Regions from separate parts of the Homo sapiens genome. Here region 2 is linked to region 1. Evidence: chromatin loops called from intact Hi-C (ENCODE). Cell type or tissue: endothelial cell of umbilical vein. All regions are shown on one strand. Region 1 has its middle 12 kb from the start of H2AC1. Region 2 overlaps CARMIL1 (capping protein regulator and myosin 1 linker 1).

The links. Hi-C counts contacts between places; a loop is a spot of excess contacts. Peaks named below come from ENCODE experiments on the same cell type or tissue, not always from the same donor. Only the 100,000 strongest peaks of a DNase experiment are listed, where the experiment ranks them.
Region 2: it touches region 1 in a loop (3-fold over the local background); 5 of 110 quality-filtered maps call a loop at or near these places.

The regions. Positions count from the first base shown.
Region 1 is chr6:25,713,442-25,715,941 of GRCh38, reverse strand. No RefSeq gene overlaps it. Among named protein-coding and RNA genes, the nearest start is that of H2AC1, 12 kb to the left of the region's middle. In endothelial cell of umbilical vein, no CTCF peak of the experiment used is centred here; a DNase peak (open chromatin) is centred at 941; H3K27ac peaks cover 1,541 bases.
Region 2 is chr6:25,601,371-25,603,870 of GRCh38, reverse strand. All of the region lies in intron 33 of CARMIL1 (capping protein regulator and myosin 1 linker 1), which reads right to left. Among named protein-coding and RNA genes, the nearest start is that of SCGN, 50 kb to the left of the region's middle. In endothelial cell of umbilical vein, a CTCF peak has its summit at 1,298 (motif pointing right); a DNase peak (open chromatin) is centred at 1,320.

The DNA of each region.
Region 1 (2,500 bases):
CCTCCAACAGACTGTAAGCTCTTTGCTTACGGCTTGTGTCCTTGCCTAGCTTGGTGCCTCACTGAAGGAAGCTGTTATGGTGTCCCCACTTCCCCCAGGGAGGAACCATCAATTATGTTTGGGTCTTCTCTCCTCTCTGCTTCCACTCATATATAGGTGTAAAAAGCATAATAAGACAGCAGAAAATAAAAATGATAACATATGGAATCTAACATATGCATCCACTGAGCCACAGAGCTAGGTAACTACCTACACTAATCCTTCCAAGGATTCCGTGAGTAGTTATTTCTACTTTACCTCTATTTTATAGGTCAGGAAACTGAGAGGGATTTTTTTTTTCCTATGGGCCCTGTTACAGGTTGAATTGCATACTCTCCAAATTCAGATCTTGAAGTCTAACCCTCAGTACCTCAGAATACAACCTATTTGTAAATAGGATCATTGCAAATGTAATTAGTTAAGATGAAGTCATACTGGCATAGGGTGGGCCCCTAATCCAATATGAATGGTGTCCTTATAAAAAGAGGAAATTTGGATACAGAGCCAGACATGCAAACAGGGAGAATGCCATGTGAAGATAAAGGCAGACATCAGGGTAGCACTTCTACTAGCCAAGGAACACCAAAGATTGCCAGTAAACCAACAGAAGCTAGGAAAGAGACATGAAAGAGATTCTCCCTCATAGCTTTCAGAAGGAAACAGCTCTGCTAACACCTTAATTTCAGATTTCCAGCCTCCAGAACTGTAAAATGATACATTTCTATTGTTTAAAGCCACCTAGTATGTGATACTTTCTTATGGAAGCTCTAGGAAACTAATATAGTCCCTCAATGAGTTCTTAGCAAAGCTGGGATTTGGGTTCAGCCCTTCTGATTCTCAGTCTAATGCTCTTTTCTTCATAGAGCAGCTGTCTCATTTCCTGAGGGGAAGTGACCACTTCCATCTGATTAATCAGGGACTGCCTCCTGGAAGAAGTGAGCTTTGAGCTGTGCTTGAAGGTGAATAATGTTTTGATGTGTGGAAAAGAGAGTGGAGACAGAGGGTCACACCAAGGGTTAGGAAGGCTCTAGGCAAGTTAAGGCTAGAACAGAGAACCCATATAAGGAAACATATCTGGTTAAAACGTTTGCATATGCTGAGTACTAGCGATATGGCCTCGCAGTGTTTTATAAATCTGCTGGAGATAATAGTTGTGGCCAATACAAAGCCATTTAGGATTTCTGTGAACCTGAGTGTGCCAGTAATTAAAGGGTCAAGCTTTTGTGAAATCAAGTTTTTTCTTTGCCTTCCTGATAAAGGCAGGATGGGAAGTAGAGAGAAGTTTCATGAAATATATCAAATAGCCCAGTCCTACTGCTAGCAGACACTTCTCTCCTGAGTCAGTTACTTGAATCTTTTGCTATTACAAGTGATCCTCTGTCTCTGGAAGATCTTTTTGTGTACCTCAGTTAAGGTAAAGATATTAGGCAAAACATTTGAAAATGAAGTTTTCTTATCCAAAACAGCCAAAGAGAAAATTTTCAGAAAGTGTTGAAGGGACTGGCACAAATGAATGATTTTGGTTAAACTGATCCCTGGGATATCCAAGCATAAGATCGCAGATGGGGCTGGCTGGTGTGGTCCTTTAAGAGATCTCAACAATGACTTGTTCTATCTCAACAATAAGCCCAGAAAATGCTTATTCAAATGGAGATAAAAACGTGATGCAGCCAGCTACAACACTTTGTTCATTTATCTGCTTTGGACTCAAGGGTTTATATATTGAGAATCTACATCTGTTAAAGGTCATCCCCTACTCTCGAGCATGTGAACCAGGCCTGCCAGCCCCCTGGTGACAAGCATGTTTAATTTAATTGCAGGCTGCCCTCTTTGCCAGCTCTTTTTGACTGAACAAGTGCTGGCTTTTTCACCCCTGCCTTAATTTGTGGTTGCAAAAATGCTGTAATCCTGATGCAGCAGCTGAGAATGGCTCTCAGATAATCACTCTGCAAAGCAGTATCATTAGCAATATGAATGCTTGCCTGTGGATTGCTATCATTGTGCATGTAGTAATCAGTGCTGAGTCAGAATGGCATAGATTTATAAAAAAAATACAAAGTGTGCACCAAGAAAGGGTTCCACACAAACTATCCTTCCCTGTCCCTCTCCCAACTGTGCACAACATTCCCTAACTCAATTTTGCTACCATCTGCACTCAAATAACTAGGGGAGTAAAATTTTGCTTCACTGTCTAGAAAAAATGGGCATTATATTTTGACAGATGAAGAAGAGCTGTTTGAGAGTATTCGTTCTCAGATTCTTCTTTGCTATGCTTGGGTCACAGGGAGCCCTGATGTGACACATGGCAGTCTCCCCTCCAACAGCTTGCTGTTTCCCTGGGTTTCTGTTATGAAGCTAGGCCCAATTCCACTGCTCTGGGACCAAAAGGCCTTTCTTTCTTATTCTAGCCAAGGGAATTGTGTTTTGTTTTGTTTTGTTTTGTTTTGTTTTGTTTTGTTTT
Region 2 (2,500 bases), 110 kb after region 1:
AAAGTAAAATGCCACTGTCTTGGGGTAGGAGTAGAAAGTTTAGAAAGTCTACACTAGACTGAGGCATTTAGATACAAAAAAAAGATATACAAAGCAAAGTCTGGTGTTTACTTCATAACATCTAAGAATTATATTGACAAAGATGGTCTACATCTACTGCCTGTCTAACAAGCAAAAACACTGTGGACCAGTAGACCAGCAGGCATGATGATTCCCAAGGCAGTCTGACCTTCAGACTGCTGGTTCCTGCTCATCCCATGCTTCTGACAAACCTAAAAAGCTCTGCAGCCAATTCCTAACTTTAAACTGTGTTTGATGATACAGGAAGTATTATTTGAAATGCAGGTGAGATAAGCCTCATTCCCTGAATTCATCAATCTACCCCAGTCACACACTCCCCAGGAGTGCTGGCTCTATCAGAAGGAAGCACCCAAGTGGCAGGAAGGCTGAGGAATTTCTCAGGAAGATGACAAAAGCTCCACTGTCATGAATGCAAGGTGCTGAACAGATCTCCAGGAGGAAATGTGTATACAAGCACTGCAGCTAACACAAGCACACTATTCGGCATCACTATGGAAAAGTGATCCCCTAAAAAGGAAGTCCCATGCCAGCCCTCTGTGCCCAGGACAAGTGTCTGCAGGACAGGGCTGGGGACCATCCATGAAGTCCCCTTTCACATCCTTCCCTTTCAGGTTCCTCCAAGTGCATGGCAGGCACCTGAAAGTGAGGACCTCCTTAAATTCTGTACCCGGGGCACCCCATTTGCCTGCATCTCTAAAGCAATCCTGGGAGTTGTTCTCTTTTCCCTCCCAGATTTTTAAAGTTATTTATAAATCCCAAAGTGACTGTGGGGAATAAGGATAAAATAATACAATGCCCATTGCCTTTGTGTGTGGACAGATGACTTGGAGGCCCCAGAGGAAAATATATGAACTCTAAGTATTCACTGCTTATTTCTCTCTTTTGTCAATAAATGAAAAGTGTCATATCTTCATACTTACAGTTCTTTTTCTTTAAACATATTTATATGTATATATCTCAAATGCCAGCAACGCAAAGAGAATTACTTATAGGAGGGTGAAGACATCATATATTTTATCAACAGTATATTGATCATTGATGCTATTGTTGCTACCTTTAGAAAGAATACAGTCATGGTACTTTAGAAAAAAAATGTTCTAAAGCTAATTTTTGAAAAACTTCATTATTTAATGATTTTGACAGAAGACCCATGACTGGTCTGAATTTTAAATAGCAAGAATTTTTAACAATGGTTGTTTTAAAGTGACACTAGATGGCGCTAACAGATCATTAATACTGTGTAAGCCCTAAACAAATATAAAACCATAAGGGTTTTGTCACTTTAAGTCGATTTATATATCAAATCCAAAGTACATGAATAAAACACTCTAGTAAATGTCATCTTTACACCAAAAAGAAACTGTTAATCATGAAAAACATAAACAGCATATTAATCAAAACCGCACATTCATTGTTATAAAGAAATTCACAACATGGATTAAAATTTTAACATTTCCTTGGGCATCTGACTCACTAATGACATGGTTGTAGTATTATCCAGAATTCTGACCAGTGAGGGCCACACCATGCCTCCTTTGTTGAGTGAGCAGGATATAGTTCTGTGGTCTCTCCCAACTCTAAGGGTTGCTCAGTGAATTAGGAGGGTTCTGCAATTAAAGAATTGCTAAATAATGTTGATGTTGGTGGGAGAACTTTGGTAAATAGTTGTAAGATCAGGTGGGAAGTGGAGTTTAATTTTTAAACATTGGTTGTTTAGAAGCCATATAAAAGAGCTCCCTACACCTGCCATGTAGTTAATTGTTTACTTTCTGAAAGTCAAGGGCTCACCGGGATGAACTGTTTTATTGTGATACTTCAAATAAAATAGACATGTGATTTCCTTTCTTGGAGAACCAGTTGTGTAAAAATAATGGAGCTCAAGATAATGCACAGAAACCACAACCTGACTTAAACATAGGTATGTTCATCTTATCACACAGATACAATCCTTCATGTAGTGAGTGACAAGAGAAAACAGGGGTAAAAAGAAAAGTGAAAAAGACTCCTTATACTTTAAAAGGAGATTTGAAGAATAAATAATGTTTTAAGTCAGATTTGGGGGGAACTCAGCAAATTTTAAACTATGAAGTTATTCTCTGTAGCAACAGATGATATATATCAATGGTCAAATATTCAGTTAATTCTAATAGAATACCTTGAGTGTTTTTTCTTTTGTCTTTGTCTTTTAAATCTGGAATATAGCAAGGCATTCTTAGGTTTAAAAAGAGAATAATTTTTAGGTTTGAAAAGGGAATAAGTTAGAAAATAGTTCCCATTTTTATATATAATCTAGTTTCAGTGTTTTTATTTCCCTCTGTTAGTTCACCTATCTTCAATATTACCCTCAGTCTTCCATCTGGATTCAGCCGACTGTCTTTTCCCCCAGATGTGAGCATTTCACCTGGCCCCGGAACATCTC